2 separate regions of the Mus musculus genome follow, and region 2 is linked to region 1. The links are chromatin loops, found by intact Hi-C in ENCODE. Cell type or tissue: gastrocnemius. All regions are shown on one strand. Links, peaks and the distances in the headings refer to the core of each region. The heading gives the core; the rest is flanking DNA.

Region 1 (5,671 bases), core at 1,165-3,664:
TGCTGACAGTTGTGAGGTGTTACGTGGGTGCTGGGGGTTGGACCCTGGTCTTTTGGATGAGCAGCCAGTTTTCTTAACCACAGAGCCATCTCTCCTGCCCTTAAATAAAAAGGCATTACTTATCTACTCTTGTGTGTATGTGTGTGTGTGCGTGCGTGCGTGCGTGTGCGTGTGTGCACCACTGGCTGTCATAAGACCACTTTAGGGAGCTATCTCTCCCCTTTCATCATGTGGATCCCAGGAATTAAACATGGTTCGTACTTTTGGCCACTGAGCCATCCCATGGCCACCTGCTAAGCCTTTACAGAAAGAGTTCCGTGTCCCAGGCCATGAAGTTGCTCTGTGGCCAAGAATGACCTCAACAATGGCGACCGGTCTGCTCTCTGCTCTCTGCTCTCACTGCCCTCCCCAGTCCTAGAATTACACATGTGCACCACCATGTCCAGTTTACTTGGTTCTGGGGCTCAAACTCAGGGCTTCTGGCGAGCTAGGCAAGCACTCTACCAACTGTGTATATACCTCTGACCTTCTAACACCTGTCTTAAATATTTTAGTTAAAATTAAACACCAGAAATTTAATTCCTTCATGGTATGAGGAACAGACACTCCAAGTACCTATAGCCACCCGTGGTTGGAGGCTGCAGCACAGCTTTGGAGCAGCCCACAGCCCTTTAGCTCTTTCCTCAGATTCTGGGTTAGGCAGGGAGAGAGGTCAGACCAAAAGGCCATTGTCCAAGTTCCCAGGTTTAATAGTCTAACTGTGTTGATTCTCTGAGGAGTTCACTAATCTCTTTTGAAACCCCCAAGTCAAACTAGGTCTCAAGTAAAGAGACAGAGAAGCTGGAGGGCAACACACACACACACACACACACACACACACACACACACACACACACACACACACGTGCGCGCGCACGCACACTAAATGTAAAAAAAAAATCACAAAGAATCTTCTTGTGAAGTGTTTTTTAGAGTTTTATATCTTGTAACCAATTTTCTTTCTATCTTTCTTTCTTTCTTCCTTCCTTTCTTATTTATTTATTTATTTGTATTTATTTCATTTACATTTCCAATGCTATCCCAAAAGTCCCCACAGGCACCCCCCCCACTCCCCCACCCACCCACTCCTTGGCCCTGGCATTCCCCTGTACTGAGTCATATAAAGTTTGCAATGGACCTCTCTTTCCACTGATGGCCGACTAGGCCATCTTCTGATTCATATTCAGCTAGACACACGAGCTCCAGGGGGGTACTGGTTAGTTCATATTGTTGTTCCACCTATAGGGTTGCAGTTCCCTTTAGCTCCTTGGATACTTTCTCTAGCTCCTCCATTGGGGGCCCTGTGGTCCATTCAATAGCTGACTGTGAGCATCCACTTCTGTGTTTGCTAGGCCCGGCATAGTCTCACAAAAGACAGCTATATCTGGGTTCTTTCAGCAAAATCTTGATAGTGTCTGCAATGGTGTTAGTGTTTGGAAGCTGATTATGGGATGGATCCCCGGATATGGTAGTCTCTAGATGGTCCATCCTTTTGTCTCAGCTCCAAACTTTGTCTCTGTAACTCCTTCCATGGGTGTTTTGTTCCCAATTCTAAGAAGGGGCAAAGTGTCCACACTTTGGTCTTCGTTCTTCTTGAGTTTCATGCGTATAGCAAATTGTATCTTATATCTTGGGTATTCTAAGTTTCTGGGCTAATATCCACTTATCAGTGAGTACATATTGTGTGAGTTCTTTTGTGATTGGGTTACCTCACTCAGGATGATGCCCTCCAGGTCCATCCATTTGGCTAGGAATTTCATAAATTCATTCTTTTTTTTTTAAAGGTTTATTTATTGATTATATGTAAGTACATTGTAGCTGTCTTCAGACACTCCAGAAGAGGGAGTCAGATCTCGTTACGGATGGTTGTGAGCCACCATGTGGTTGCTGGGATTTGAACTCCGGACCTTTGGAAGAGCAGTCGGGTGCTCTTACCCACTGAGCCATCTCACCAGCCCCAAATTCATTCTTTTTAATAGCTGAGTAGTACTCCATTGTGTAAATGTACCACATTTTCTGTATCCATTCCTCTGTTGAGGGGCATCTGGGTTCTTTCCAGCTTCTGGCTATTATAAATAAGGCTGCTATGAACATAGTGGAGCATGTGTCCTTCTTACCGGTTGGTTGAAACATCTTCTGGATATATGCCCAGGAGAGGTATTGCTGTAACCGATTGTAAAATAAAAATATTCACAAATGCCAATTTCAAGTGCTTTTTTCATATTTTTTAAAAGAAAAAAGTTATGAATACTGCCACAAGGTGGCGCTAAAATCTAGTGAAAAATTCCAGTGTCTGGTCTGATCTAGTAGGGTGTGATTTACAGCCGCCCCTGGGGGAGGGAGGTGCAGTAACAACAACAAAACCCACAAAACAAACAAAGGGCAGATAAATTAGGTTGCAGACTAGAAATAGATCGGTTTGAAAGGTAAGTATGACTTTGTTCTCCTTCATACACTGAATTTTTTTTTTTTTTTTTTTGGTTTTTCGAGACAGGGTTTCTCTGTATAGTCTTGGCTGTCCTGGAACTCACTCTGTAGACCAGGCTGGCTTTGAACTCAGAAATCCACCTGTCTCTGCCTCCCAAGTGCTGGGATTAAAGGCGTGCGCCACCACCGCCCGGCTTCATGCACTGAATGTTAATAACTCTTGGAGAATTAAATCTAGTCATTGCCTTGCAGTGACAGTGCACTTTGAAGGGTGTGGGGCCTGACAAGGGGATACTATAAAACTCATCAGCAAGTTTGGAAAAGTTAATGCTATAAGCAGTGAGCTAGGTCTTTGAGGCCGCCAGTCCTGTTTTGAGAGAACGCCGTTTCGATTCTTCTCCTTCTTTACTTCGGCATAACTTGCCCACTTTGTATTTTTAGCAATTACTTCGATATAGAGATTTGAGCTTGGAACACCCCGTATGATACGTCTGGAAATCAGGAAGCCGGTGGCCGTAATCCTGCTTCCTGGTTCTTTGTATTTAAGTCTTTGAAAGAAGCACACGGGACAAAGCTCTGGTTTATATTTTCTTAATATTTAAAGCTGAAGGACATAGCCAAGATTCCCAAGCTATATTAAGACCACGGAGAGCAGAGCTAATAACACAGCAATCAAAAGGTTTAACTACGAGGAGAAAAATATGTGTAGATAAGATTTTTCCCCTAAAAGGCATGTGTGGGGTGTGTGTGTGCGTGTGTGTGTGTGTGTGTGTGTGTGTGTGCAAAGTGACTTCCTCAACCAATGACAAACCAAACCATGTGACAGTTCCTTAGGTCTGAAAAACTAAAGCAGAGAAAAACAGAGACTGGGCCCTGCAGTGGGGATAATCCAGAATGCAGGGAACACAGCTCTCCCCCACTGATGGAACACTATGGCTTGATCATATCTGTCCAGATACACAGAAACTGTAACATGGGGATTATATGTGAAAACATTGGCTGCTTGTGTTTGGTCTGATTATAGCAGGATCTGATGTTAAGAACTAAAAAGTTCCACTTTTGAAAAACTGGGTTAGCTCCCAAAGTCATTTACCCCTCCCCGTTGTTTTCTCTCTCTGTCTCATTTGGTTGCCCAGACTGCCTAGACTTGGAAGGCCAACCCCTGTGCGTCCTGTGTGGCTGGGTCTACAGGTGGGCAGGCCTACCACTGCACGGACCATTTTTACTGCTTCTTTAGGGCCCAGCATAGTGCTAGGTCTTCATGATGCTCAGGTGGGAGGAAATCCTGGCCCTCGGACAACTCACAGTCCAGAGAGAGAGACAAAGAAATGGGTCATAAGGTCATCATGACATGGTCACTGAGAAAGCTTTCTCTTAGCTGGTACCCCTAGCCTAGCCCTCCATGAGGACCCCACGCAGCAATGTTAAGCCATTTCCCCACTTTCTTTCCTCCTTTTTCTTTGTTCAGTTTCTCTTGGGGGCGGGGTAAGGCCCTCTTTGACGCCCTTTGCAGCTTTCTGTCTTTCCTATTTCTTACAGTGGACTGGCTTAAATCCTTTAAGATAGGAAGAGGTGTCATCTCCTGCAGGAAGTGGTAATTCACGAGTTAAGACCTGGTGTGTATGAAGAAACTCCATCCTCTGTACAGAAACCGTGTGCCCACCGGCAAGTTCCCTGCGAGGCCGCATGCCTGCTTTCCCAGCTTGAAGCTTTTCATCTGCTCCATGAGAGTTGTTGGGATAGATGGGTTTCCTTGCACAGTGTACTTCAAGCAGTTCTCTGGCTTTAGGGCGAGAATCAGATGTAATGTGGTAGGACTGGGTGAAGGTTGCCTGCCCAAGCTGGGTGCTTTCTTTTTCAGCGGAGTGCCCTGCACCTCGCTTTCCTTTGTCCTACAGCTGTGTGTCTCCTAGATTCCTCCCCTTATCTTCTTCACCCGGAGACCTAAGTGTGGGCCTTGAAGAGAAAGCCGAGAGGGGACTCACCCAGGCCCACACAATTTACTGTTAGCCTTTCTCAGTGAAAAGGCTGCCCTGGGTAAGTGTCAGAATTCGGCCCAGAGCACACGAGGGGTTAGTTATCTAAACAAAGTTAAGAAAGAACGAAACCCTTGGCTAGGTAACAAAACCGTGCACCGGTGTCTGTTTAAGTGAAAACAAAACCACGTTAAAGGCGCCGCCCCTCCCCCATGCTTGATCACCCGTAGTTCGCTCGGAAGCTAGATAAAGCTGAAGCCCTGGGAGCAGCCAACGCCCCACAAGAGTGTAGCTCGTCTCGGAACTGCCCACCCAGACCCGGAGGGCTCCAGGCTGCCTGCTCCACGATGTCGCACTCAGAGAGGCTGCGACGAAGGCGGGGACCCGGCGGCCACACAACCCCACGGGGCGGGTCGCCGCGCAGACTCCACAGTCAACGCCTCTCCCAGCCCCGCGGACAGGGCAGTCAATCAAGCTAAGGCGAACCCGCCTTCGGACTGCAGCGGGCGACCAATCGGAGCCAAGCTCCGCAGCGATGAGCTCAGCCCTATGGCTTCCCATTGGGTGGCTATATTAAGAAAGTGGCCGGACTCTTTAAATAGCGGGCGCTAGGGCCGCAGCCCGCATCTGCCACCGCAGTTCGGTTGTCGTCGTCTGCGCCCCTGTACCCTAGGTCTAGAGTGAACCCGCCCCGGGAAAGAAGCTAGGCCGGGTCCGCAGCATCAGCCATCACTTCGCACAAAGCAGCGCAGCTCCGGGACCGCCGAGGACCACAGCGGCGCGGCAGCGGCGCGGCGACACTCAGTGCACCGTATGCCCCTGCGCCCCTGCCGAGGCAACCGGAGCGCCCCGAGAGACCGCGCCGCCGCGGGGTCCAGGTGCAGTTAGCGAGCCTAGCCCGCAGCGCGCAGTCGCGGGAGAGCGGGGAGCGGCAAGCAACAGGGAGCGGGACGGCGGCGAGGCGCTCGCGGGCCCCTCCTGCTGCCCGCGCCCGGCGAGCTCATGGCGGCCATCCGCAAGAAGCTGGTGGTGGTGGGCGACGGCGCGTGCGGCAAGACGTGCCTGCTGATCGTGTTCAGTAAAGACGAATTCCCCGAGGTGTACGTGCCCACCGTGTTCGAGAACTATGTGGCGGACATCGAGGTGGACGGCAAGCAGGTGGAGCTGGCGCTGTGGGACACGGCAGGCCAGGAGGACTACGATCGTTTACGGCCGCTCTCCTATCCGGA
Region 2 (5,671 bases), core at 1,567-4,066, 120 kb after region 1:
GTATGATGCTGTGTGCTTCTGTAGCCCCAGGGTGAGGCTGGGAAACACCAGAATTTCAGGGGCTTGCTGACCACGAACCTAGCTCCAGCCTTAGTGAGAGACTCTGTCTCAAGGAAATTCAGTGGATGCGATAGAGTAGAACACAGTATGTCTTCCTCTGGCCCATCACATGTGTACTACACACCCAAAGAATGACTAAGAAAAAAATCAGAGAGAAATCCAAGGGACTAACAAGCTCACTAACTGATTACTGGAGAAACACACATTGAAACAATGGAATTCTATTTTAAACAAACAAACAAACAAACAAACAAAAACCAAACCAACTAACCAATCAACCAAACAAAAACAACAACCAAACCTTCTAAGATTGTTGTGATCATAAAAAGAGAAAGAGCTATAAGAATATGTTCTGGCAGGGTGTCGGGGGAGGTGCCTCAGTGGGCCCATGCTAAGGCATTCCTTCCCCTGAGGGACCAGACACACACCGATATAGTATAGAATAGAGTTTATTTAGTGCATGGGAGGGGGGTGGGTTAAGAGAGTAGCAGAGGCAGAGAAAGGCAGAGAGGAGAGAGGAGAGAAGTAGAGGCTGACCATGACCACGTGGAGAGAGAGGGGAGAAGGGAATGGGGAAAGGGAGCAAGGGGGCAAGATGCAAGGGAGAGAAGCAGGAGTAAGAGAGAGAAGAGGGGCCAAGCAGCCCCTTTTATACTGGGTCAAGCCCACCTGGCTGCTGCCAGGAACTATGGGGTGGAGTCGCTTAATGAAGAAGGTGTCAACATGACTGGGAAGTAGGCTAGGCCCACTGTCAGGTTAGAATAGCTTAGAATCTGTCCAGATTCTAAGTGCCAGAAGTTTATAATACATATAAAGGTTCCTATGTCATTATTTTAGAGCAAAGGCAGGCATAGAAAAGCCACTACTTTTACAACAAATGAACAAACAAAAAATTGACATGTAAATTCAGCCGTGCAGGTGTTGTGAAAGGGACTTCTATCATTGCTAGGCCACCCCAAGGACATGGATACTCTACTGAGGCCATAGCTAAGTGGCCTGTTTAGATGCCACCAGAAACCTGGTGTGCACTTCTGTCCACACCCTTTCTAGCTTCAGGTTCTCAACCAGCCTCAGGGCAGGCACCAGACACCGGAGTCTGCACACTGTTCCGGTTGCTGACTCTGGTTTGAGGAGAGTTTTGGGCCAAGGCTGAAGGCCTGGAGAAGATAAACTGTTTCAAGCTCTCAGGCTCCATCGTGACCTTGGAAAGCCTTCTTCCTCCTTGTCATATGATGTGACAAATTACTGCAAATTTAGCAGCTCAGGACAACACCTCTTTGCTTTCTCACAGTTCCTCAAGGCCACGAGTGTGGACATAGCTTATCTGGAGCCTTTTGCGGAGTGTCACATGGAACTGAAGCTATTTGCTGATCTCTGACCTGGTCTGGAGGCTCGTGTGGGAAAGAACCTGTCTACAGTCATGATTTCTTCTGCAGTGATGGGAGGGGGGTAGTTTGGGGGGAAAGCAGATGGAAGCTGCCTTGGGGTCCCAGATTTTGTCTGTAGCTCCTCTCCAAGATAATCTCTACTCTATCATGCCTTTATGGAATTTAGGAAGGGTCCGCTTCTCTTGCAAGGTTTCTTCCATGTTGGAGCCAGATTCATGCAGAAGGGTCTGCTTTGATGAATTCAAAAGGTCTTAATTACATAGGCAATATCTGGGGCTGAAGAGATGGCTCAGCAGTTGGGAGCACTGGTCGCTCTTCCAGAGGACCTGAGTTCAATTACCAACACCCACATGGCAGCTCACAACTGTATGCAACTCCAGTTCCAGGGAACCTGACACCCTCACATAGACATACACCAGCAAAATACCAACTCACATAAGATAAAAATAAATAAATTGGACTGAAGAGATGGCTCAGCAGTTAAGAGTACTGACTGCTCTTCCAGAGGTCCTGAGTTCAATTCCCAGCAACCACATGGTGGCTCACAACCATCTGTAATGGGATCTGATGCCCTCTTCTGCTGTCTTCTGAAGACAGCTACAGTGTACTCACATACATAAAATAAAAAACTTTAAAAAAAAAAAAAAAAACGCCATCCCGGAGTCCAGGAAGCGTGTGACTCCTCCGCTCTGCTCTGCTCTCCTCATTCGCAGCCTCTGACCCTGATGCTGTGGGGATCTACACACAGCACTGTTTTGCTGGCCAGTGTCGGTGCATGCGCACGCCTTTAATCCCAACACTCGGGAGGCTGAGTTCGAGGCCAGCCTGGTCTACAGAGTGAGTTCCAGGACAGCCAGGGCTACACAGAGAAACCCTGTCTCGGAAAAAAAAAAATAAATTAAACAAATAAATAAATAAAATTTAAAAAGAAGATATTATTGTAAACATGAAGGTGAGAAATCACGAGCCACCACACTGTCTGATGTTCTATTAAAGGCCCAAGGCCTCATCCTATCTATCCTCAAGAGATGGCTTCCTCCAGGATCTGTGGGGATGCCATTGCATGCTGGGCCACCAAGATGGACAGGGGCTAGAGAAGAGGGGTGCAGGCAAGGCGGGTCCTGGCGGGAGGGCTGGCTGTTTACACAGGTTAGGTTAGGTAAGTGAGAGGCAGAGAGCCGGCCGGCCCTGTGTATGCCCTGTGTATGGCAGGGAGAACCTCTGAATTTCCTTTCTTCCGGCTGATCCCAGAGGAGCGAGTACCTTCGTCTTCACAGCAGTCTGGAATACTGCAGCTCTTCTGTCCTCCCTCCGTAGCCTCACCCTGCCCATGAGAGTGTCAAAGGTTCTTAAGGGTCAACTAAGGGGTAATGGGACATACTGTACTAACTCAGAGTCAGTGGAAGACTATCATGAGCAGATGCCGTCTCAGCCTGTCAGACTTTCTGCTCCAGGGATCTTCTGTGTGAGGTGGGAGCAAACAAGTTCCCCTCCACCTATAGAACTCAGACCTGAGAGGTCAAAAACTCCAGGGCCCACGAATCTGCTCTGACCAGGGATACTTCCAGGCTGTGGTTCCTGGACTTTCTATTGACTTCATGATCCACTGCCACTTAGAGCTTCCGAGCCAGCTGTTACAGTCATAAAAGCAAGTCCAGGCCAGCTGTGGGGTAGGGATAAGGGAAGTCCTGATTCCCACTCTGTCTCTCACAGAGATGTAGGTGGGATTTCCTTTCCTAAAAGCCCGCAGTTACAGGAAGTGTTTTCAGAAGCTGGGGCTGGACCCTCAGGAGAGCAGCCATCACAATATGGGCACCTCAGAACCCTTTGTGCTCAACCACCCACACTGTGAGCAACACAGTCTTTCTGGCAGATCAGAGGGCACCTAGAGAGGAGGTCACTGTTGAGACCTGGCCAACCATGGCCACACACTGCCCAACATACTGTATGTGAATGAGATGGCTTGTCCAGTCTGGCTATGCCCACAAGCCAAGCAAGTTTGGTTCCTGTGTGGGTCTGGCATTTCCAGTCTGTTCCTTGGAGTTTCTGATTCTACTCAGAGTCAGTACTTGCCTCACAGACTCAGGTCTCATTATGTTTGAATCTTGGTCAGATGGTCACTCTCTGCCCTATCAGATGAGGAGATTTCTTTTGTGATTGTAAGAGAATTGCCTTTACATTTCTTCGTACAATCAAAGATGGACAAAGCTATGTCGCTGGAAGAACCCTTGGCTTAGTGTGGAGTACAGGAGTTATGGCCCTACAGTGGCTGGACCTTTCTAAGTGGAGAGGTTTTGGGATGTTCCAGGATGCATTGTCTAGGTACTTTGTGTCTGGAACAAAGAAATGAGGGGACACAAATTACCAGGAAATCAGAGCACCCTTGTACGGGTTTTCAAGCCTTGCTGATAAAACAATTTTAATATGAACGCAGAAGCAAACTTTAGGATCATTTCACTTGATTTTGAGAGAAAAACCACATTGTAGAAAGGCTGTAAATAGCAGATTGGGAGGGAGGGAGATGGAGAAGGGGAAGGGAGGGGCTTACAAGCAGCTGTGTGGACAAGCAGAGAAGGTGTGTTCTAGGAACAAGAGAAAAATCCCAGGGTAAGTGTGATCGGGATTCTGGTCCCTTTGCAAGGAAGAGGTAGAAAGAGAAAAGAAGAAAGAAAGCTCGCCTCAGAGTTAAAGCTCAGGGGAGTGGGCAGGCTCAACAGTGAAAGTCTGTCAGTACCTGGAGGGAGGAGCTTCCGGGATAAGTACGTGATCTCATTAAGGGATAATTATTTCTCCCCTCTCAGCGTGTCATCAGGAGTGGTCTCTAGGCCAGCTGACTGACACGCTTAGAGTAACTTCAGAGAGCTGACAGTAACAAGTAATACCGTAATCTCTAGTAGTGAGTAATACTGTAATCTCTGGAACAGAATTGAATGTCATGTCTCCAACCGGGGGCCAGAGCGGGCACTCAGATTCTGTTCAACAAAGTCCTGGTACTTTCTTCCACCTATTCATATGATATTTTATTTATTTACTTATTTATTTATGGAAACAGGGTTTCTCTGTATAGCCCCTGGCTGTCCTGGAACTTGCTCTGTAGACCAGGTTGGCCTTGAACTCAGAGTTCTGCCTGTCTTTGTCTCCAGAGTGTTGGGATTAACAGGGATGTGCCACCACTGCCCGGTTTACGTATTAATTATCAATTAGTTAATTATCAAGTCAGGGTATCTCAAGTAGCCCCTATCTATTCTGGAACTCTAGATAGGGGCTGGGATTAAAGGCATGTGCCACTCTGCCTGGCTCAAGTGATATTTTTTTAAATCTTAAGGAAGTGGCGTTGTGATGCTTCCATTTCTGCAAATTGGAGTATTGTTGTGGAGATGGAAGGTGAAGTCCAAACCTTATCATAAAGGAAGAGTCGGACTTTATGGACCTTCATGCTTGCTAATGCAGGTTTAGCTATTACCACCTAGAAGGCAGCCATCATCCCACACAGTTTGTCAGGGGTCTCAGAAGGCCAGGACGGCCTGACCCAGGCAAGCTCATAGGGGAGAAACTGCTCTCAATTTTGGATCCAGGGGCATCCCTCTCTCTGTGTTCTAGGACTGGCCAGGGAGGACCTTGGCTAACCAACCACCCTATAATTAGTTAGCTCTCAGCTCTGGTCCCTGCTGATTTAAGTTTGCCTGCTCCACTCTCTTGAGCCTTGAACTTGGTCTTAGGATTTCCTCATCTCTGCCTCCCTTCCTCACCTCCACACACAGCATAGACTCTGGGTAGGGGTGTGTGGGCAGAGCCAGGAAACAGCAGGAGCACAGGCCGTACCTCCAGGAGCCTGGGCAAGGCTAGTCGTTGTGTACAGAAGCACGCCTGGCATAGTGGTTAGGCCAGCTGTGAGCTCACCTTCGGGTAAGGAATTCACCCCTGGGGAGGGGAATCGGAGGATCATACATTGCTGAGGTCTGAGTCATGCTTGGCTGGGGATCAAGCCTCTGGGATGTGTTTGGGTCATTGAGCTCCAGGGAAAGCAAGGGCTCCTGCCAACTCAGCGTCAGGCTAGCCCCAAGGCCAAAGGCTGAGGGCTCCTTTCAAGGAGGAAAGGGCCAGGCTGAAGCCAATAGGACTGTAGTTCTCAACCTGTGGGTTACTGCCCACTTGGCGTCAAATGACCCTTTCATAGGGGTTTCATATCAGATATTCTGCAAATCAGATACTTACACTATGAT

Evidence for each region. Hi-C counts contacts between places; a loop is a spot of excess contacts. Peaks named below come from ENCODE experiments on the same cell type or tissue, not always from the same donor. Only the 100,000 strongest peaks of a DNase experiment are listed, where the experiment ranks them.
Region 2: a loop joins it to region 1, with 2.5 times the contacts of the local background. A loop is called at or near these places in 2 of 42 quality-filtered maps.

The regions. Positions count from the first base shown.
Region 1 is chr12:8,499,406-8,505,076 of GRCm38, reverse strand. It overlaps Rhob (ras homolog family member B), which reads left to right and starts at 5,068. Exons shown (of 1, transcript NM_007483.3): 1 at 5,068-5,671. The coding sequence starts at 5,445. In gastrocnemius, for the core only: a CTCF peak has its summit at 2,283 (motif pointing right); a DNase peak (open chromatin) is centred at 2,352; H3K4me3 peaks cover 711 bases; H3K27ac peaks cover 1,331 bases.
Region 2 is chr12:8,379,691-8,385,361 of GRCm38, reverse strand. No RefSeq gene overlaps it. Among named protein-coding and RNA genes, the nearest start is that of Gm33134, 19 kb to the right of the region's middle. In gastrocnemius, for the core only: no CTCF peak of the experiment used is centred there; no DNase peak of the experiment used is centred there; H3K27ac peaks cover 1,323 bases.